Regions from separate parts of the Homo sapiens genome. Here all the other regions are linked to region 1. The links are chromatin loops, found by intact Hi-C in ENCODE. Cell type or tissue: dorsolateral prefrontal cortex. All regions are shown on one strand.

The links. A loop is a pair of places that touch in the nucleus more often than their neighbours do. Peaks named below come from ENCODE experiments on the same cell type or tissue, not always from the same donor. Only the 100,000 strongest peaks of a DNase experiment are listed, where the experiment ranks them.
Region 2: it touches region 1 in a loop (4-fold over the local background); 34 of 110 quality-filtered maps call a loop at or near these places.
Region 3: it touches region 1 in a loop (4-fold over the local background); 65 of 110 quality-filtered maps call a loop at or near these places.

What each region holds. Positions count from the first base shown.
Region 1 is chr18:61,497,748-61,505,747 of GRCh38, forward strand. CDH20 (cadherin 20) reads left to right here. Exons shown (of 12, transcript NM_031891.4): 3 at 1,439-1,733; 4 at 2,636-2,755; 5 at 5,206-5,373. Among named protein-coding and RNA genes, the nearest start is that of CDH20, 170 kb to the left of the region's middle. In dorsolateral prefrontal cortex, CTCF peaks have their summits at 4,939 (motif pointing left) and 5,141; a DNase peak (open chromatin) is centred at 4,914; H3K27ac peaks cover 1,354 bases.
Region 2 is chr18:60,805,224-60,813,223 of GRCh38, forward strand. No RefSeq gene overlaps it. Among named protein-coding and RNA genes, the nearest start is that of MC4R, 440 kb to the left of the region's middle. In dorsolateral prefrontal cortex, CTCF peaks have their summits at 3,352 (motif pointing right) and 3,555; no DNase peak of the experiment used is centred here.
Region 3 is chr18:60,680,264-60,688,263 of GRCh38, forward strand. No RefSeq gene overlaps it. Among named protein-coding and RNA genes, the nearest start is that of MC4R, 310 kb to the left of the region's middle. RefSeq lists enhancers at 4,641-5,142, 5,143-5,642. In dorsolateral prefrontal cortex, CTCF peaks have their summits at 4,786 (motif pointing right) and 4,985; no DNase peak of the experiment used is centred here; H3K4me3 peaks cover 362 bases.

The DNA.
Region 1 (8,000 bases):
TAACTCATCAAGGGCCCTGAATTTATAGCTGGCCTAGACAGTGTTCAGGCCAGATATATTGGCCTCCCTGCCCCAAGCCTAATCCTGGCTGTTTTATCAAATAATCTCATGAACTTCACCCTGGACTATGCAAAGTGCTAACAACCCAGGCAACAATGGAGTGGCTGACTAAATTTAACTAACTGTTTTGTTACCACCTTTAGAAAGAGACCATTACCTATAGGGTTGCTCAAAATTACAGGGTTCTTGCCACCCATACATACTATCTGCAATTAATTAGATATTACAGATGCAGAAATATGTTTATAGGCCTGAGATTTTAAAAATATAGTACTCCTGGACTCCTTTTGAGAGTTATTAAAAGTATTCTGGCTGGGCGTGGTGACTCACACCTATAATCCCAGCACTTTGGGAGGCCGAGGCAGGTAGATCACCTGAGGTCAGGAGTTCAAGACCAGCCTGACCAACGTGGCCAAACCCCCACTCTACTAAAAATATAAAAACTAGCCAGGCATTGTGGTGCATGCCTGTAGTCCCAGCTACTTGGGAGCCTGAGGCAGGAGAATCGCTTCAACCTGGGAGGTGGAGGTTGCAGTGAGCTAAAATCATGCCACTGCACTCCAGCCTGGGTGACAGGGCGAAACTCTGTCTCAAAAAAAAAAAAAAAAAAAAAAAAGGATTCTGAGAGCAAATATAGCTGCATGGTCAGATAAAAGCATGTCCCTAACTCAACCATCCACATATAGATTTAAGTGACTCAGTTATGAACCCAAGAACCAGTCCCATCTAAAGGAGACACACACCGATGTAAAGAATCATAACCAGCAGTTAAATTCCATTTGACACCTGAAACACAAGCCCAGTCCTACCGAATGAAACTACAGAACTAGGATCACAGAATGGGAGGAAGAATCCACGGAGGTCATTCACTTTTCTCACTGCAGTGCCCTTAACCTTTTTATAAACTACTTCCATCAGCTTATCAGCCAACTTGAATTGTCATAAAACTGTTTGATACTCCAAAACTTACGGCAATTTCTTCATTTTAACACGTTTAGGCTTATCCATTTTATTTTTATTTTTCTTAAGTGGAAAGGCAGGAATCCTCCTTATTAAATTTGTTCTTATTCTAACATTGGGGATCTTCACTTTCCAGAGTTCCTGTTTTCCATACTTATCAGGGAGAAGAATTTTGTTTAAATAATGGTAAGTTCAGGATACAGAATGGGACATGGAAAATTTTACTTAATCAACCTACACCCACTCCTTGATACAATCGTGTCCAATGCATACTAGTTCTTTGTCGACAAACTTATTAAACATTTGAAAAATCTCCTTATGTAAAGGGAGGTTATAAGTTTGTAACAAACTGAAAATCAATGTGTTTTCTGACACCTGTTGACATTCATGATGAGAATTAGGTGCTTTCCTCTCCCAGCTTCATTCAGATATGGACAGGGGAGACGGATCCATCAAATACATCCTCTCGGGAGAAGGTGCTGGCATCGTGTTTACCATCGACGACACCACTGGAGACATCCACGCCATTCAGAGGCTCGACCGAGAGGAAAGAGCCCAGTATACTCTAAGGGCTCAAGCCCTAGACAGGCGGACGGGCAGGCCAATGGAGCCCGAGTCAGAGTTCATCATCAAAATTCAAGACATCAATGACAATGAGCCCAAGTTCCTGGACGGACCTTATGTGGCCACTGTGCCAGAAATGTCCCCTGTGGGTAAGGTGGTGACTCGCTGATTTTCACAAATAGCACCTCCTATATATATACACACACACACACATATGCACATGCACACACACATGTAGATACACATATATTCAGAACAGGAGAGCATGAGAGGAGAAGCTCACCAATTATAAAGCAACCAAAAATGACGACCAAGCCCTTTGGCTGGCAGGAAGCTATATAGACATTGGAATCAACCAGAGCAAGTAATAATAATAAGCCTATTAATGTTTTTTAGTTCTGATTCTTTAAAAACAAAATATTAGCTAGACAGATTTGTTTCATAAGGGAGAAATATTTTGTTATTATCAAAAGAGCAATAGGGTTAGGCGCGGTGGCTCACGCCTGTAATCCTAGAACTTTGGGAGGCTGAGGCAGGTGGATCACAAGGTCAGGAGATCCTGGCCAACATGGTGAAACCCCGTCTCTACTAAATACCCTGTCTCTACTAAAACACCAAAAAAATTAGCCTGGTGTGGTGGTGCGCACCTATAGTCCCAGCTACTCAGGAGGCTGAGGCAGGGGAATCACTTGAACCCGGGAGGTGGAGATTTCAGTGAGCTGAGATCACGCCACTGCACTCCAGCCTGGCGACAGAGTGAGACTCCATCTTAAAAAAAAAAAAAAAAAAAAAAAAAAAAAAAAAAAAAAAAAAAAAAAGCAATGAAGAGCCCAAAGGCTGTGTCCTTATCAGTCATTCAGAATTTAAAGCACAAATAACTCTTATCCCTACTAAACAGGTACAAGATAAGAGTTATGGAAGCTTGACCTAGAAAGGGGACTCTCCCAATGAAGCAAACACATTTGCAAATGCTTTAAGATGGACCGCTCAGGATTGCATCCAGCCTTTAGCTATTAGACTTGAACAGGTTTCTACCTCTTCTCTTCCCCAGGTACCTCCGTCATCCAAGTGACAGCCACAGATGCAGATGACCCGACCTACGGCAACAGTGCCAGGGTGGTGTACAGCATTCTTCAGGGCCAGCCATATTTTTCTGTGGACTCTAAAACAGGTATCTGATACAAGGGTCGAGTCAGAGGTGTTTATTCCCTGATAATTTATAACTGCTGCTATGACAGACCCAACTCTCCTTTTTAAGGACTCTCCAGGGAGTGTATTAACCAGAGAAGACTGCTCTTAGCTTTAGGATTAAGAGAGCAAACTAGCACTGCCCTGACAGGTAAGAGCAGCACTATGCATAGACAGTGAGCAGTGTCTGATTGGAGAGGCAAAAAGCCCCTCTGCGCAAACACACACAAAATAACTCCCCAATAGCCTTCAAAAAATCCTATGGTTATATTTATTCCCAGGGACTAAGGTCTTTTATAACCCCATGAAGACCCAACAGGATTGACACATTCACCTGGGTCATTAGAGAACTAGAAGCATTGATTGTGAAACTGGAAAGAGCCTTGGGGGAATCATCCAGTCCATCACCATTTGCTTATCAGATAAAGCAATTGGGAAATTGAGAGCTACTAAAGTTCATCTAGTGTAGAGAGGTCTCTTGACATGTGGTCTGATGTTCTTTCTATTGAACCAACCACTGTGCACTCAGCAGAGAAGTCCAAAATGAATGGTTGCTGGGGCAGACAGGTTTTGATGAGGGAGGAAAGACCAGGTGGGATGTGGCCCCCAAAAGGCAGGTCCTGATTGGGAAGCTCTCACAGGGAGGACATCAGAGAGAACTGAATGGGCGAGGAGCAATGCGGCAGAAAAGACAAACAGGAGTTTGGTGTTTTGTTTGCTTATTTATTTCTGTCTTACCCGAGAGCTTTGACTACAGAATTTACCTTTGGATGTATGAAAGATTTCATTTAATATGTTTGAGCTTGGCAAAGTTATTGTGATATCATTATTATCTTATACTTGTGCCAGGCTTCCCCTCTTATTAATACTTTCATAAACATTGCCATATTTGAGCTTCCCAATAATCTTGTAAACTAGCAAAAGATATAGGAAGTATTATTACTTCCATTTTATATGAGGGTAAACATGGGACCTAGGAGTAATTAACAAGGAACTTGAGTAAAGAAACTTACAGCCACAGAATAAAGTTAATGGTGAACACTCAAAGTCACCTCTTTATTTGAAAAAGAAAAAATACATTTCTATTATTAGCAACCTGATCGAATTTTTTTCCCAGAAGTCCTGAGGGAAACCAGACATTCAGAAAATTGTATCATAAAAGTAGTAAGGGAGTGTAAATTAGGAGGAGGAAAGAAAAAAGATTGCAGTTAGAGACTTCTATAAAACAGTAACTTTAACAATTCTACTAAGGGCAAGGGGGAGAATGAAGAGAGGAAGGGTGCCCACAGGGAGGAAAAATGCAGGGAGGAAGAGGGTAATGTGTCCTTTATATCCTAAGAAGAGTCTTAGATTATTTTGACAGCTCCCGGGGGGCATCTGTAGTGTTAAGGTCAAAAATACATGAACAGAGAGTTATAGCTGTGCCCATGGGGGGCCTTTTAAAAAAGAAAATGCTGCATATATCACTGGAGAATGTTATACTACAATGCAATATATACATTATAGGGGTAAACTGGGGACGGATTATTGTTCCCAGTCCCTTCCATTTTCATGCAAAAGGTCTATCTAGCCAAGAGTCATGTTGTAAAGCTGTAGTAAGTAAGCCTTTAATCTTTGCCTACAGTGTAGAGAAGTCAACTTTTTTAAGTTGCAGGGTTAAAAGGGAGACAAAACATTACTGTACAGGCTTGGCAGGATCACAACACATTTCAACGGATTTGGTGTAGGCCTCTCTTCTTAAATGAAACCGTATCTGCTGCTTGCTCTCTGGGGAAATTCATATCTTATGCATGGTAAAAATAAACAGCTCACAGAGCATCTTTCATGTCCTAGCTCACAAAATTAAAAGCACAGAGGTAAACAGAAGAATGTCACAAAACAGAATGAATATGTAACAACAGGAAAATCCAATTAGAATTCCAACCCTGCTTACAGGTAGTAGGGAAGCAAGAAAAAGCAGGAATGAGTTACCTAAAGAAGAGCCATTCACACTACAAGGGCTCTAGGGGCTGAAGAAACTGAGGGAGAATTATCTAAATTCACAGATTTGTAGACTTATGAGGCTTTGTTTTCTGGACCCAAAGCCCCCAGTTTTCCTTGGTGAGACAGCACTGTCTGAAATCGCCTTGGACCACAATTTCCCAGATCTGTAAGAGAAACATTGCTGCCACCTCCTGTTCACTTTCAGTAATGTTGCCAGAAGAAACCAGCCCTCTGAGCTCTTCCTGCTGGAATAAAAGTTTTCATTCACCACTGGTTTCAGTACAGCCCATTTTTGAAGCTGAGATTTTTTTACCTCAAATTTAAAAGCACAGGTGACTTGCACCTCACTTCTAGGCATTAATGGTGCACCAGGGAGACACCTAGAAACCAATCTTTAAAAACTGGACCTGTGGTTTTATTTTTATAAACAAAGTCATTTCTATCCTCCAGGTGTAATTAGGACAGCGCTCATGAACATGGACAGAGAAGCCAAAGAATACTACGAAGTGATTATCCAAGCCAAGGACATGGGAGGGCAGCTTGGAGGATTAGCTGGGACCACAACAGTCAACATCACCCTCTCAGATGTCAATGATAACCCACCCCGCTTTCCCCAGAGTGAGTACCTAACCCAAGAGAGCACAGACCTCGGGCCCAGAGGGACGCACCCGTTGCAGAGGTGCGGGAGAAAGCCCAGTTTGAGTTTCCTCATTAAATTCAATTATCCATAGATTCCTTTCTTACATTCATCATGCAATTCTCGCATAACTATTTGCCTTCAGTGTTCCAGCTTCCCATAGTACTAAACCAGGATTTCTCAAACATATTTTTCCATTTTCTCCTCCCTGTGGAATCTTTTTAGACTTTCTTTCCTGATTGCCACGCCCACCCACCCCACATAAAATGCAATACTAAGGAATAAGTTTTGTTGGGTAGAACTGACCTTTAGTGGGCCACAAACTAGTAATGCTGAGACTTTTTTCATCACAGCCCTGGAAACCTATTTTTGCCCCCAGGGGGCCATATTGATCCATTGAGAATGCATTCACTGATACCCAAAGCTGTAGATGGACACACCTGCCCATGTGACGATCTTCACCAATCACTCCAGTAGGTACCAAGCACTTGCTTGGTGAGACCCCTGGACATGAAGGGCACAGGAGGCTTGGAATCCTGTCTCTGCCCTTGTGAAGCTTCAAATCCACTTGGGAGGACACATCCTACACACAAGAAAAATTAAACCGTAGTAGCATTTGCTGCCACTTGAACAGTGCAAGATGATGCCTTCACACAAACTGAGATGAATGAAGCCTCCACAGAAGGATGAGATTTCAACAGGGGGCTAAAGAATATAACAGGTTTACATAGGCAGAAAAGAAAACATTCCAGAAGGGGAAGTCATTCATTTACTTATTCATTCAAAAAATATTTATTCCAGGCACTATTCTATGAATGGAACACAAAGCTGTATACAGACAAAACAACGTCTCTACCATCCTGGAGCTCATTTGAGTAAAAACCTGAATGGAAGAAAAAAAAAACTGCTGCCTGGAAATAAGTTTTCACTGTCACTTTACGTTCAAAGACTCCTAAAATTAAAACCTGCTCTTTCAAATGTGCTGTATCTCCAGTGGAAGCCATAGAAACGTTTTTGAGCAAGAGGGAGACATAAAGAAAGGCTAATTTGGTAGCCATGTAGAGGAGGGGTTGGCAAGGGCAGAGACTAGGAGCAGGGGAGTCGGTTAGGAGGCATTTAGAGTGGTCCAGACTTGAACTGCTAAGGACTTAAGGAAATAGCAGGATGAGTGGAATGGGACAAATGAGGAAACATGGACTTCTGCCTCTTGATTTCCTGGCTAAGGGAACCATGGCAGAGGGTGGAGTCAAAGATGACAATGACGTTTTCACTCTGGATGACAGGGAGAAGGATTGTACTACTAATAAAAATAGAGGACGCATAATGGAACGAGTGGCAGTGAAGGAGGGAGACAAATTCAGATTTGAATATGAAGTGACAGCAGGACAATCAGGTTGAATGTCCTTAAGGAAAGTGGAAATATAGAGCTATGAACGTGGAACAGAGCCCAGGAATGAAGACGTAAGTTTGAGAAGCAGATGCCTGAAGGAAGCAGCGGGAGAAATGAGAGCAGGAAGTGCAATTCCAGGTGAAACACTTAGCTAGGGAAACGGGGCTTAAAAAAGAAAAACTAAACTAAAAGGAGGAAGAGTCTAGCCAGACTAGCCAGACTGTCAGATGAATAGTTGCATTTTGAATCAGCCAGACCAAGCTAACCTTCCCTTGTATCTATGTAAACACAGGAGATCTCAAATATTTACATGCAAATGGAATACACAAAGTCCCCATGAGCATTCATGATGGAAAAAGCAGGATACTAGATAAGCATTTCACAAAGGGTGCAAGTAACTAAGTTCCTAAGTTGCTTGGTCCAACAGTGCAGAATTCGTATTCTGCATCACAGAACAGTTTGTGAAATGCCACATGGATGGACTTTGTATTGCTTTGGTGATTCTGTGGGTTCCATCTTCATTACTTCATGAAGGGCTCATATTACTCACACTATAGACTATAAATTCTTGAACACCCTTGAACTACTTGGCTTTTTACATTTGACACTAGACAGGTGTCTCTGATGGAGGCAGAAGGGACAGTAGAACCAGCTAATTACATAGCTCAGGTTATTACATAGCTCAAAGGTAGATGGATTCGGACATATTGCCGGGAGTCATGTTACCCCAAACATGGCAGCTTCACAATAGCAGAACACTATACAAGGATTACTGGGGTTTTAGTCTTGCCTCCGAAACCAATATCTTTTTTTTTTTTTTTTTTTTGAGACAGGGTCTTGCTCTGTCACCCAGGCTGGACTGCAGTGGTGCAATCACAGCTCACTGTAGCCTCAACCCCCAGGCTCAAGCAATCCTCCCACCTCAGCTCCTGAATAGCCAGAACTACAGGTGCACACCACCATGCCCAGCTAATTTTTATATTTTTTATAGAGATGGGATTTTGTCATGTTGCCCAGGCTGGTCTTGAACTCCTGGGCTCAAATCATCTGCCTTCCTCAGGCTCCCAAGGTGCTGATATTACAGGCATGAGCCACCACACCCAGCCTCAAGCCAACATCTTAATACCATTCTAAAGCACACATTTTAAGTTGTCACTTTTTCAAAATATAGTTTTAATGGAGACTCCAGGATAGAGTGGAAGCATGGATTATGTTTCA
Region 2 (8,000 bases), 690 kb before region 1:
TTGAATTTAATCAGTGCCTTTTGTTTTCTTGCTACTTGCTTTGATTGCAGCAGTTTAGCTGTTTTGCTCTGTTTAGTCATTATCTGTTCCTCCCCCTCCTTCCTTCCTTCTCTTTGTTTCATTAGCATCTTTATTGTATAATTTCTTTATTGTTTGAGCTGTGGTTCTCAGTGTTTAAATGATTGTTTTGTTTCTAAATTCCCTTTTTTCATCAGAAACTTATTTTAAACAAAAGTAGTTTGAACAAATCTGACATACGCCCTTGAATTATATTTATTTATATATCTGTGAGAGAATTCATGTCATAGTTTTGGATGACTTGGATACATATGTAAATTAGCATAATGCCCTTTAGGTAGTGTGTACTACATTGATTGTACCAGTTAATGGCTTCACTGTCTCCATGAGCCTTGTAAGGGACTGCTGCTTCTCTTATCAAGAGGTATAGTCTATTTTTCCACTTTTGAATTTGTGCTGGTCCTGTGACTTGCATTGGTCAACAGAATGAAGCAGAGGAGGCTTTTGCCAGTTTCAAGACTAGAAACTTTAGTGGATGCCTGCACATTCCAGAGAATAAGCCTGGACTAACCAATGGGAAGATTAGAGAACATGCTGAAAAGATGTAAGTTCTCAGTTGAGGATATCCTACGTCAACCAGCTCTCAGGCAACCCACAAACTGACTACAAGTGCATGCTCACATCTAGTCAAGATCAACCACATCTTTTCATACTAGCAGAAGATCTTCATTGAGCCATAGACTGAAAGCAAAAATAAATTTATATGTTTCCACAATACCAGTAAGATATTGCCATTGTTATGTTACAAAGCACCATTTGGGTATTAAGTATATACTTTTCTCCATGTATATACTTTTCCCCATCATATACTTTTCCCCATGTATATACTTTTCCCCATCATATACTTTTCCCCATCATGTACACTTTTCTCTATCATATACTTTTCCCCATCATATATACTTTTCTCCGTCATATACTTTTCCCCACCATATATAAAAGTATATAGTTTTAAAGTATATAATTTTCCCCATCATATACTTTTCCCCAACAAATCATATTTTAAACATTTGTTGAGTGCCATAATATATACCAAGATACTGAGGGAAGTACTAGTGGCATAGAAACAAATGTCAACAACTCTCTCAACATGACATGCTCATGTGGAAGACAGACAGAAAAATCAGTCTGTATTACAATATAGTGTGATATATCAGATTTTTTAAAGCAATGAAAGTCAACTGACAAAGTTTTCCTAAAGACATGGTCCCAGAATATCATGGCTTCCAATAGAACCAAGATATTGCAATTGTTCATGTTTTACATTCTGCCACAGTGTCTGCATACTGAATTTGTGACATAGGGATATAAAAGCAAAGAAAATGAAGTGGGATGGAAAGAAAATGATTACTTTATACTTAACTAAACTAAATGGGGATAAAATTGATAACCTTTATGGTTTGAATTCATAAGTCCATTTTACCCTCAATTTAGTTTTATGTCTTCAAAAGCTCCTGTCCAATTTTACAGATTTCATAAAAGAAATAATTTTCTTTTGAAATTTCAGAATTGCTTTTTGGTTCAATTAAACCTTGATGCCAGGGCAACTGAAGCTGTTACCAGTTGACTGTCCTGCATATCTTGGCCAAGTGAATACATTCTGCATTTTTCCTTTATCTGCCTTGGAAGAATTATTCATTGATTGAACTCACATTTCTAGGAACACAGATGGAAAATGGTTTTAAAAATGTACCCTTTAAAAGAGTGTTCTATTTTCTTTTCTCATTAAATGTCTTTGTATAGTCAACTATTTCTTCCAACAAACCACAGCTATGCCCTGGTGGCTCCTTATCATCCTAGGTTCTTTTACTCTCCCATAATATTCTTTTCTCTATACCTGAGTTTGCTATGTCAGAAATACCTCTGCCATCCTCATAGTTGGAATAATATATTTATGCTCTTTCCTATGCCAAATGAAAAATATAAAAGGCAATACATGTCACTGAGTGAAATGCTGATTTTCCTTTCTTCCCTCCCTTCTTCATTTCTTTCCTTCCTTCCTTCCTTCCTTCACTGTCCTTTTTTCCTTTTTGTTCCCTTCCTTCATTTTTTAAGAATACACAGTTATTATTTATACATTGTTTATCAGCATGACTTTGTAGAGAATTTATTCTTGAACTTATTTTATATTTTGTGTCCATACAGATTATATATATTTGACTTAAAGTTTGCTAAGTAAAAAGAGAAGCAATTTGAAGTCATCCATTTGTATTTTTAATCCAGGCTGCATCATGTTCTTGCTAAGAAATAAGTCAAATAACCTGAATGATTCTCACCATATTATGCATAAAAGAAGGTAAATAATCTTACATTAGAAGCGTGATGTAAAAGTCAATCTAATTGTGTATATGTTAAAATAAAACCTTTCTGAATAGGTGACACTCTGAAAAACATTGTAGAATTGTTTAGAGATGTTGACACAGCAAAAAGTATAGTAAGTTCCTAAAATGTATTGAAGTAGAGAACAGCTTTTCTTGGACTTAAATTTTAAATGAACCTTGAAGTGTTATTAAAAATGTTAATTTTAAGAAGGAAGAGCCTTTCCAGGAAGAAATTTTCCAAATATCTGGGTTCCTAATGACTACTTCTTAAGTCTTGTGAATACTCGAAATAGAAACTCTTGCATTTTTATGATTAATCAACCTCTTATGTTCTAAGCCTGAGATCATATTTATCTATTTATCTATATATCTATCATCTATCTATCTCACTACATACACACACACACACTTCAGTAGGTAGCAGCAAAGGCTTTCTCTTTCACTGTGTTATTTTAACTTTCATAAGAGAAAAGTTGCCTTACTATAGAAAGAATATATTCCCAATTCCATGTTCACAGCTTTTCTTTAATTATCATCTTTCTTAACCACATTTTTCACTTCATAAACTTGGCATACATGTTATATAAGAAAGTTTAAAGTATGATCTGAAGTGCAAAGTAATATATATTTCAAAAAGATATTAAGTAGGCACAAAGATTAATTTGTTTTTTGTTAATCTCATCCTCTATTTTTCTCTTCATTAACACTTATTTCTGTGCCCTTTGGTAACTGGGAAAGACATAGTGAGTAAATTGTAAGGGGAAAAATCCTCATTACTTCATGAAAACATGCGTCATAAGGTCAAATTAAGGATTCAACATAACCCTTCCCTGTTAGTCGCGCTACTTATATGTTATTTATTGCAAAGGTAAAAGATACAGTTTATTTTCCAACTTGTAGCATTAAACATTTTAAATATTAAAGATGATAGAAAAACTTGGTTTGCATTTTCCTTTTGTGGACTCCAGAGGGCAGCATGCATTCTTTCAATGTCATAAAAGGTTAATAATAGCTATCCATCTATCTTTTTGTCTGTCTGTCTTTCTATCTATCTATCTATCTATCTATCTATCTATCTCTTCCATTGACTTTATATCTGTATTTCTGGGTAGAGACAAGTAGATCCCTGCTAAAAAGAAGAAATGAGAGAAATTATATATATATATATATATATATATATATATATATATATATATATATATTTAAATTATTAGATACTTTCTTTGCATTTCCAAAAGAAAAAACACAATGTGGTTAACTAAGCAGAACATATCCTTCTGGACCTTCCAAAAGTACTAAATATAAAATAACATTATTTTACTTTCATTTTAAAAACTATTTAATTTTATAAATAATTAAGCTTTTGAATAGATGCTGAAAATTACTCCATTCTTTATATAACCAACAAAACAAGACTAGAAAAGTAAAACTGACTTTCACCAGGACAAACAATGAATTTTCCTAAGAATAAAGGATGATATGGTAGCACATTCTGGACAACTTTTAGATGTCTGAATATATAGCAAGGGAAACTTAGATACTCCCTGTGTAAAGGGCTATCTTGTGCATTTACTTGTCTAGACTTTTAATAAATCAAGACCAGTCAGTGACCATTTATAAAGTGCTGGCATTATTCTAATTATAGAAGAAGTGTGTGATATATAACTGTAGGGGATGTGGAAAGACAAGCCTGTGTTTTTCAACTAATGATGCTTTTAATGACCTCTCCTCACAAGCTACTCAATGAACAATTTAGAAGAAGGTAAAGGTAATAAAGAGAGCTTTATTCTACTTACTTCTCTCTTAATTTCATCTTTTGGTTTGTTTTAATCAAGAAAAAATGGGACAAAATAATCATTTCACAGATAAAGCTTTAGTTAATGGTAGAGGAAAGAATATCAATCTGGAATTGAGCATTGAAAATTTGAAGCACCTGGGGGAGATTCTGCTTACAGAGAGAATGGGGACAATAAATGAGGACCATGGAAAAGGTAAAAGTGGCATTTTACTAATAATTATACATGAAATTACAGCGATTACATTTATTTTCCACTAAATTAAAACAAAACAAAGTTGCGACTAATGTTTAAAAATGCAAGAAAAGGAAAATGCAGTATTTTGATATGATATGCACACCTGCTTATATTTGTCTCTGGTTGTTTGCAGGACCTGGTCACATAAACTTTCACAATGGTATTTTTTTTTTTTTTAATGGAAGGGAAGCCCAAGTTCCTTATTTCTACTTGCAAGAAAATTAACACTTGGGAGAAAGTGCAGAATGATTGAAAGATGATCTTAACAAATCATTACATTTTTCTTTTTGGTCTTAACAAGTAGAAATAAAGCTACATCTATGGGATTCTTTAACATGAGCACTGTAATTTACATGCAAAATAAATTCAGGTGGAGCTATTCAGGGAGACTAGGTATAGCAGGATCACCATTTGTCAGAGATTATTACTCTAGAAGGCTCCCTAGGAGAAGCATAAATTTGTCCTGAAATAACACATTGCGTAATAACAGCAAGGAGCTTGTCTCTGCACTTCTCAAAGGCTGCACACCTGTGCAGAGAGACCTTCCCACTGAGCCTATCAAGCTAACCTGCTCATTCATGTGGCAATCCCAGCCCTTAGTTAGGAACTACTGAAGCAATCACAGAACCATCAATTTACCCACTAACATGTTGTCTTTGAAACATAACGGGGATAGATCTATTTCATTTGAAACCCTAAATGCTTTAAGAAAGACTGGGTTAGTAGGAAGATACCAAACACTGGATTTAAGTAATCCTAAATTTAAAAAAAAAATCTCAATAGTTTGGCTCATTCATTAACTATGAAGATCAGTGTCCTCATATCTAAATGGAGAATAATAAAGTCCTCATCAGAGGATTATTGTGATGATGATAATTGCTTTAGGCAAAGTGTCTAGCGCAGTGCCTGGAATAATTGAGCATCTCTGCTTGTGTTGGAATCAGGGGGCCTATAATATTACAAACTCAGATCTCGTCCTTCATGTAAGATGACAAACCATCCGCAGCATAACCCCAAGCTCTGAATAGTAGCACTGACCCATTTGTGTTATGTGTCCCTGCCCACATTTAACTTATGGATTCTGGTCATCCAAGGCTCGGTGAGATATAGAATGGTTCTGGGTACTCTAGCCATGAGACTGTTAACGAGCTAAGTGGCCATAAATGGAGTTACACTGTGTGCTCATTCAGGACCAAGTTCCAAATAGCAACTTTCTGTCTAGCTAGTCCTTCAGCCACTTGTAAGGAAACTTTAATGCAAAGATATCCTTTTGAAAGTAGGAGCAAACCTTTTTATTATTGAATACTGATTTAGTTAATTGAATTATTAAGCCTTTGGAACTTCATCCATTTATAGTTCCACTGTCATTTTGTTGTTTTGGAAGAGTGATATGAGGGAGCACACTCATTTACCAAGCCTACACTAATAGTTGGTAAATGTGGTTGTGCTTAAATTTAAATGGAAAGCTAAACTCAGCAATTTAATTCAAATAACGAGCTACCAATTATTTTCAGGATCTTAGAGCTCCTTTTGGTTATAAATTGCTGTTTGCAGATAGCAACTAGTCAATCATTTCACCACAAAGCCTCTTATTAAGTAAAATTGTTTTAATCGTTAAAAGTGTTTGGAGTTTCAGAAAGTCAGACAGCACAAAAATACCTAATAATACACTCTAAGCCACCTACAATGAATTTCAACTTTATCTGGCTCCAAAGAGAAAATGACTAAAATATTTTTGGTGGATGAGTATCAGTGGATTTCCACTGCATGTATTATTTCAAACAGGGATAAGTGTATGATTAAGCAGAAAAAGAACTAATTGATTTGATTAAAAGTATTTTTAATAGAAAACCTTAAATAGACATCCTGTAGAGGAACATGGTAAGACTCTCTAACGTACCATAATCTATAAGGCATATACAAATATATACATAGCTATATATTCATAGCTATACATGCATGGAGCTAACATAATAGGCCTCTCATAGAGAAATAATTAACACTGCAAAATATGATTTTGACCCTCATTAGAGCATCTTCCTTAAATAAATAAGAGCTGTTTTCTTTATAAAATATTGTTTTTATTATCCACCTAAAAATTCCACCAGTCAGCAGTGGGATTTGGTTCATCACAAACAAACTTGAAAATAATTTTTTTAAAAACATAAATTACTTAGAGAAGATGCCCTAATTCCAAAAAAAATCAGTAGGCACATTTTCTAGAATTAGTTTTTGCTAACGTAAAAATTCACCAGTTCAAGACAAGAGAGGGTTTTAAAGCTATTTAGTGTATGTTCACATTCTATACATTCAACCATACTGGGGTCAAAATTGCCAATGTGCATAACATCAGACTGTCATAGTTCATTCTATTAAACTAAAAGCCTACAAAAGACACAATTTGCTCACATAAACAGGCTAAAGTTAAGTCCATTATGAGACAACAAAGAGCTCATCTTCTTGAAGAGATTGGAAAAGTTCAAATATAAAGCATAAAAATTTCAAAGGAATGTTAGGATCCACCCATGTAACTAATTCTTATTCTAGGCTAGATGCTAAGCTCTTTATGAGGAGCCAGTAAGTAATTGCATTATTAAAAACATGTTTTTTAAAATATTTCTTATTTTTATTTATTTATGCAAAGACAGTATCGGCAATAGGTAATGAAGACATGTTTTTAAGTTTAAAATTAATTTCCCATTTTGAAAGGTTCAGGACTTTGTCTCTTCTTTCTACCTTACCCTTTTAAGTACTTCACCCCAACAAAGTAGCAAAAAAGTGTATTCCTTTAGTTTTTCTTAATGTTATATTGGGATACCTACAATTGGCTCTTTAAAATTTAGTTACCATTTATAGTTAAGCTAGAGAGTTAATTACAGAATGATACATATAAGAATGTTATAGCACCTCAAAAAGTACAAATAATTTTTAAAAGTAAAATTTCAGGGCACTTCCAAATTCTGAGGTATAATAAAGTCCTCCTGGGGATTCTTAAGTTGAAAGACACTTCCCTTCACATTCAGAATAAAAATTACTAGGAATTATAGAGCACGATGCACACTGGTAATATGGCCCATAGTAGCTACATTAGGTGAGGGATAAATGGAGTCTCCATGTTTTAGAGACAACATAATTGGGAGAAAGGCCAGGAAGCCTCTGTAAACTCATATCTATGGCTGGTCAAATGATACTGATAAAACTGTTTCCCTTAAAAAGGTATTATCCCTTTGCTTCCTTTCCAGGGATTAGCCCTTGAAGTTCTTATACAGCTACTTCCCTTCTTTACATCACCAGTTCTAGGAGCAAACCTCCTGAAAGAATGGTAATACCGACTGGAAAAGCAAGACTGTGGGTGCAGCAAAGGGACCCTGATGCTCTAGTTGTTTGTCATTTACAATGTACAATGAAGAGAGCAGCTAATCTAGAAACACTGTTAACTCTGCCTCTAGCACATTCTTGGGATATGTGTATTAAGCAACTTTCGTGGTTTAGAAATACCTAAACTACATATGTTGATTCTTCTGGACATACAGCCAACTAGCAGACACTCTCTAGGTGCTGAAAATATAAC
Region 3 (8,000 bases), 820 kb before region 1:
TATTTTGCTTAAGATAATGTCCTCCAGGTTTATCCATGCCATTGCACTATCACCTACTGGAGGGCCAAAATCCAAAACACTGATAACACCAAGTCCTGGCAAGGATGTGGAACGACAAGGCCTCTCATTCACTGCTGGCGGGGATACAAAATGATACAGTCATTTAGAAGACAGTTTGGCATTTTTTTTTCTTACAGAAAGAAAATATATTTTTACCATATGACCCCGCAATTACGCTTTTTGGTATTTACCCAAATGAGTTGAAACAAAACCTGAAAACAGATGTTTACAGCAGCTTTATTTATAATTGCCAACATTTGAAAGTAACCAAAATGTCCTTTACTAGGTAAATGGATAAATATACTGTATTACATCCAGACAGTGGAATAATATTCAGCACTAAAAAAGTAAGTTATCAAGTCACAAAAAGACATGCAGGAAACTAAAGTAAAAAACACAATCTGAGAAAAGTACATACTGCATGATTCCAACTATGACATTCTGGAAAAGACAAAACTATGTATATAATAAAAGGATCAGTGGTTGCCAGGTATCAGTGGGGAAGGAGAGAGAGATGAATAGGCCAAGCACAGGGAATGTTTAGGACAGTGAACCTATACTGTATGATACTATAATGGTAGATAAATGTCATTATAGTTTTGTCAAAACTCATAGAATATATAACACCAAGAGTGAAACCTATGTAAACTATGGACTGGGTGATATTGACTTGTTAATGTAGTTCTATCAATTGTAACAAATGTATCAATCTTGCATAGGATATGGATAGTGGGGAAGACTGTGCATGTGTGAGCACAGGGAGTATATAGGAACTCACTATTTTCCACTCAATTTTGCTGTGAACATAAAACTGCTTTAAAAAAATAAAATATCTAAAAAAAAACAAACCAAAACAAAATACAGCTAACATCATACTTAATCATAAAACTGAATGCTTTTTCCCTAAGATGGGGAACTAGGCAACGATCTTTTCTCACTACTGTTGTTCACTATCATACTGCAAATCCAAGGTAGAACAATAAGACAAGAAAAGGAAATAAAAGGCATACTGATTTACAACTTCCTTTCTTCCTTTGTTTGCAAACTAAACGTGCATATAGAAAATCCTAACGAATTGATAAAAGCAACAACAGCAAACAAAAGACAAACTCCTGGAGATGCTAAGTGATTATAGCAGGTTTGCAGCATACAATCTTACTATATGAAAGCCTATATAAAATCTTACTATATAAGAGATAATTTACTATATAAAAGGTAATTACACGAAATGTCAATGTTATCAAGGCCTCAATGGTTTGACTTTGCTAATGTTTAGGTTCTGTATACCAGTAAAAAGTCTTGGGATTAGAAATGAAAAACACGATCTTCTTTACATTAGCACAATAAAGTAATACTTAGGTACAAATGTAACAAAAGTATACAAGATCTATGTGAGGAAAAATAAAAAATTGTGATGAAAGAAAGAATATCTAATTAAATGAGGAGATACTCTACTTTAATGCATAGAAATAGTCAACATTAAGATGTTAGTTCTCCCTAATTTGATCTACAGATTCAATGCAATTCCAATAAAAATTCCAGCAAACTATTTTGTGGATATCAAAACCTGATGATAATGTTTATATGAAAAGATAAAAGACACATAATAGCCAACACAGTACTGAAGAAAAGCAACGAGTTGAAAGAGAGGCACTCAAAAAAGGTTTATGCTGTAAATCCTACAGTAACCACTAAAAATTAAAAAAGACATATAACTAATAGCCATTGGTGGAATTTTAAAAACAGCCCACAACCCTCAATTAAGAAAATAGAAGCAAAAATGTATAGGAGATAGAACACATGAAGCAAATAGAAAATACTACTTAAGATGGTCATTTTAAAGCCAACCATATGGATAATTACATGAAATGTCAATGTTCTCAAGGAGTCAATTGAAAGTAAGAGAATATGATGCTGGAATAAACAGATGTGACAATTTTAAGTTGAAAGTTAAAAAAAAGGAAAGGGTGAGAAAATGATAAAGGAGTCAATTCATCAAGAAAATATCACTTTCCTATGTGTATTCTCCTTCAATAAAAGTAATAAAATTTAAAAAGGAATTAAATCTACATACAACCAGAGGTTAAGACTTCAATTTTCTCTCAGTAATTTATACCAGAAATGGAGAGAATGGATAGAATATCGACAAGAATAAAGACCGAAAAACCATACAATCAATTTGATGTACTTGACAACAGAGGTGTCCTCCATGCCAAAAGAACAGACATAGGTAGCAAATATGCATATGAAAAGACTGTCACTATCATTAGTCATTAGAAAAATGCAAATCAAACCATAATGAAGAACTGCTACACACTTACTAGAATAACTAAAAATAAAAACTGACAATATCAAGTGCTGCTGAAGATGTGAAGCAACAGGAACTCTCAGAGATTGCTAGTAGTAATGAAAGTAGAGCAATCACTTTGGCAAACAGTTGCACAGGATTTTTCTATTTTGTTTGTTTGTTTCTGTTTGTTTGTTTGTTTGTTTGTTTGTTTTGGGATGGAGTCTTACTCTGTAGCCCAAGCTGGAGTGCAATGCCACTATCAGGGCTCACTGCAGCCTCTACTTCCTAGGCTCAAGTGGTCCTCCCACCTCAGCCCCTGAAAGAAGCTGTAACTACAGGTGCATGCCATCATTCCCAGCTAATTTTTTTTTAATTTTACTGGAGACAAGTTCTCACTGTGTTGCCCAGGCTGGTCTCAAACTCCTGAGCTCAAGTGATCCTCCAATTTCAGCCTCCCAAAGCGTTGGGATTATAGATGTGATCCACCGCACCCAACCCTTCCATTTGAAAATATCAAACATGATATGTTAGTCAATTTTCAAACTGCTATAAAGAACTTCCTGGAGACTGAGTTTATAAGTACAGAAAAGAGGTTTAATTGACTCACAGTTCCACATAGCTGAGGAGACCTCAGGAAACTTACAATCATGGTTGAAGGTGAAGGGGAAGAAGCACCTTCTTCACAAGGCAGCAGGAGAGAGAAGCAAGCAAGAGCAGGGGAAACTGCCTAACAAAACCATCAGATCTCACGAGAACTCACTCACTATCACAATAATAGCATGGGGGAAACTGCTCCCATGATCCAATCACCTCCCTCCCTTGACACCTGAGGATTACAATTTGAAATGAGATTTGGGTGTGTACACAGAGCCAAACCATATCATATGATTTAGCAATCCTACATCTAGATATCTACCTAAGTCAAATAAAAATGTATGTCCACAACAAGCATATATGGAAAAGTTTATAGCAGTTTCATTTATAACAGTCCCTAACTGAAAATAAACGTCAAGTTTTGACTGGACAAATAAATTGTGAGATATTCATACAGTGGAATACTATTCAACAATAAAAATAGCATACCACAGATACATGTAGCAATATGAATAAATCTGTTAAGAATTATCATAAGTGAAAGAAGCCAGACACAAAAGGCTACATATCGTCTAATTCTGTTTGTGTGACATTTTAGAAAAGCCAAATGATAAAAACACAAAAAAGTAGAAATGGTTACCAGATCCTGCAAGTTGAGGGAAGGGGATTGACTACAAGAGGCACAAGGAAAATTTTGGGATGATGGAAATATTTTATTTCTCATTTGTAATTGTGGTTACATAGTTGTATATAATTGCTAAAACAGATAGAAACGTACATTTAAAGAGTGAATTGTACAGTGGTGAATTATATCTCAACAAATCTAAATTTAAGAAGTTATTGAAGAAAAATTCTATGAAGAAAGGTATCCTTTGCTGAAATGTCACTGTAGAGTTTAAGGGATGACACATGGTGACCTAGCTGGGGTAGTATGTTTGCCCTTCTAGAGAGCAGTTAGATACACAACTCGAGGGATGAAGTAGAGTCCACCATGTGGGTTTCACTGACTGACTTAAATAGTGTCAAATGCCTTGCTTAAGCCAGAACAAATAATTGTTTCCCACTCTTCCTTTTATCGTTTTTTATTTTAACAAGATTTTATGTTTTCTCTAGAGTACCCTCCTACTGTCTTAAAAATTTTCTAGTATATCCGAAGGAAATTCAAATCTGACTTGGCAATGTCTTTGTTTATAGACAAAGACATTTCATTTGGTTTCACATATACACACTTTGTGTATATGTAACACACCTTGTGTACATGTAACACATTTTGTATATATACAACTAAATGAAATAGAAATCATTTTCTGTTTCTGTGAAAATTTCAAAGTAATCAGGAGACCATGGATTTTGGTGTGCCATTTAGCCAAAATTCTAATAAATAAAATATTATTTAAAGGGTTGATAAGCGGAGAGAATTAGCTTCTGTAAAGTACCTCATTGGTTTCTATCAAAAGAATCTGACTTCTCATTTAAAAATGAGAATATTAGTACACTCCTTGCAGTGTTCTCTTGTAAGAATATTAACTGATATTATATATATAAATTATCTGAGGCTCAGACAAATTAAGCAATTTTCTTAAATTTATCCTGAATAAATGACAGATGAGGGCCATTTTACTAATCATTAGTAGACCTTGTTAGCTGTATGTGGAAAAGTGTTGGATAGCATGACTCTTAGAACTAAATTTTATAGCTTCAATAGCATAAGTTACTTTACTGTGACTTCACAAAATACAATTAACAATCCTTTTACAATTTTCCTAATATAAAACACACACACAGACCTTCCTTGCATTTATTTAATTGTTCCACTAGATGGCATTATGAGTCCACAGGGTGTCAAATACACTTTTGTAAGAGTTCTAAAACATCGACATCTTTTATCTATGGCGAGTTAAGTAAACTTAGGCCTTAACTGCATTTGTTCCCATATATGTTGATATTTCTTTTACCATTCTCAAGCGAAATATTACTGAAAAAATGCAACATGTTAAGTTGTTTTAACCACATTACCTTGGGTGTGGCATGGTGAGACTCCACAGGGATCCAGAAAGAGAAACAAATTTTACAGTTGTGTCACACCCAGCTTCCTGGGAGAGCACAGCCAGCCACCCCAGGCCACTCCGGAGAGGTGCTGGGTTGGCCCCAAGGCAGGGGCAGGAAGGGGTTGCGGGCAAGAGCTGTTATTATGGTTTCTGCCAGAGGCAAGGGCAAGGCAGGACAGGCAGGTTTCAGGCTGGCTAATTTAAATAATTCAGTGCGCTGGGGCATAGGGCCTGTCCCCTGACATCTGGAACCTGGCCATGAGAAGACAAGGGAGGTCGGCTGCTCAAGAAAGGAACCGACTCGTTTCTAGCCAGGACCTCAAAACTGAGTCAAGACCACACAAAACAACCAACCAACAAAAGACAAAAGAACAACAACAAAAACCCTATATTGTGTAGATATTATTTATGTTTTGTGTCAAGACTGTTCATATTTCATACAAATGAAGGTCACTCAGAGCTTTCTATCTTATTGGAAATTGAGTCTCTTTCCATTCATCCCTAAATATTCATGAAGGAATTGTGACAGAGACTACAAAGCCACTTTTGTCAAGCAGTATTTTGGGACTGAGAACGGTACGTCTGGGTAGTTTCTGTTCCTAGGTGTTGGATTTGTACCTCTTGAGTGTGGACCATTTTCCTCTGTGTCTTATCTTTCTTGTGAAGAAAATTAAAAGGCTCAACTAGATAGTGAAGATTTACTCCTTTAAGTCATGATATTTGATGCATGAAACTTTAAAGAAGAGCCTGGAAAAATGGCGGGCAAATATACCCATCATGGCATAGCTAGCAGAAATGATTTGATTATGTAATATATCATAAAAAACAAATATTGTGGATCCTGATAGTGAAATGATTAAAAAGTCAGAGGGCAAAGGGACATAAAAATTCAAATGAAGAGATAAGAAGTTCAGGTAAAGAGGAGAACATATATTAAAACTTGAAATTTGAAGCCCCAGAAGCAATAGCCAAAGTCTATATCAATACCCCCAGGACTTCCAAAATCAGAAAGGGACCCAACTCCGATGCAGAAGTAAATCCTCTGACAAACAGTTCTACTCTGGGAGCTCTCCATTTGAGAGGTCCTGAAGTGGGGCATTCACACTTTTTCCACCCATGAATTTGGCCGGGCAAGATCTCAGTGATGGTGACCAGAGAAGCTGTTTCCACAGCAGCCCTCAGGAATAGCACTGGTGGATTTGTCTGTGGCAAGGAGCGAGGCATATCAGCCAGACAGGCTAATTGGTGAATCCAATATGAATAGAAAAGGAAGGCTAGAAAGAGTATTTTAGAGATAGTATTATACTGGGAGATACCAGGGAAACCGGGGAAGCATTATCACAACTTACAAATAGAAAGGTGATACAGAAGCAGCAAGATAAGCCCAAGCAGAATAAATTGCTTGACCAGGTTCAGGAGTAAACTAAAGGCATGAGGAAATATATTACAAAATGCAAAATGCTAAGCTTTACTACCATTGTTACTGTAACATTCATGTTCCTTCTTTTTTTGTTTTCAACAAAAATGAAATCAAACTTTATTTTTCTCTAAATTAAACTTTCCACATTTAACAGGTAGAATAATTCATTTGGCGATAAATTGAGTAGATTTGTATTTTTTGTATTTCAACATTTATTTACAGCACACCTAAGCTTTCAAATTATGCTGACAGTTTTGAAACTCTCATTTTGTTAACACCTCTCTTATTTTTTATATTGAATCTAAACTTCACTTTTCCCTGACTGTCTACCCTTATTTACCTCTAGTAAAATTATTATATTTTATCATAAATATATGTTTCTATGACTAAGCTCTCCACTAGGTTATCAACTCCTAATATACTGTTTTCTTTATCATTTTTGTTCCCCAAGGCCTGGGCACATTCCATGGCATACACTGGGTAATTGACATACGTTAAATGAATGAATGAAATTCATGTTTCGATATTCTAGGTGAAGAATTGGGAATTGGATAAAATATTTACATAGACTTATCATTGGGAAAAATATGACCCTGGCCATTACGATACCCTGTCCCAGAGTTTTATAACTGATTTTTATTAGGAAAAAAATGAACAGGAAAAGAATAGCCAAGAATAAGTAGTTTAAAATATCAAAAAGTAGAGTTTCCTTTTATTTAACAGAAGAGTGAAATCATTACACTGAGATTAGAGTAGAATTAATTGTCTTGTGAAACATAAACGTAAGAGAAATTTTACCGGAGTGCCCAAATCTCCCAGGAGTGAAAGACATGCAAAGAACATATAGAGAAGAATTCATTGATAGCCTCTTTTTGTACATTTACTTTTAAGTGTAGATTTCTATTTTATTTCTACTATTTTCTCATCTTCACTTTTTAGTTTTGTTTCACAATTTACAGTTAAATATGAAAAATATAAAGTCATCTATCATATAAAATAGGTTACTATTATTGCATTTATAGATTTTGCTTCTGGTGGAGATTTTTTATTTCGTTATCTTCAATTAATAATGAATGAAGGGCTTCAAGGAGATTAGGGATGGATGTTCCAGAGGTTGCACACGTATTGCAAATAGACAGCCGAAGTCCTTCCCCTCTGTATCTTATCCTAAGGAGAGATAGAACACACTGTTCTGAAAATAAACAATTGAGCTCATGATTTGGAACTCACTGGCAAAGAAGAAACAGCATGAGGCTAGTGATGGAAAGGAAGAGAAAAAGGCTGGTTTATCAATGAGCGTATTTTAAAATAATAAATGACATATCAAGGGTATCTGTCACTTGGGAAATCCAAGAAAGAGTAAGATGGATTGTTTGTATTTCTAATTCATGTCATAAGTTCCATGGATTTCTTATAACACCTATGGCAATATTTTATTCTTCATTCAGTATATGTCAAATGTCTGTTTTTCTCATTCCTTTAGATTTGGATATTTCTGTGCTAGCAGGTCTTTCCTCCACTCTGAGGCCAAGAACAAATTATAGATGCATCTTTTAAAGAACAATAGTTCTGGTGTTGCAGAGAAATT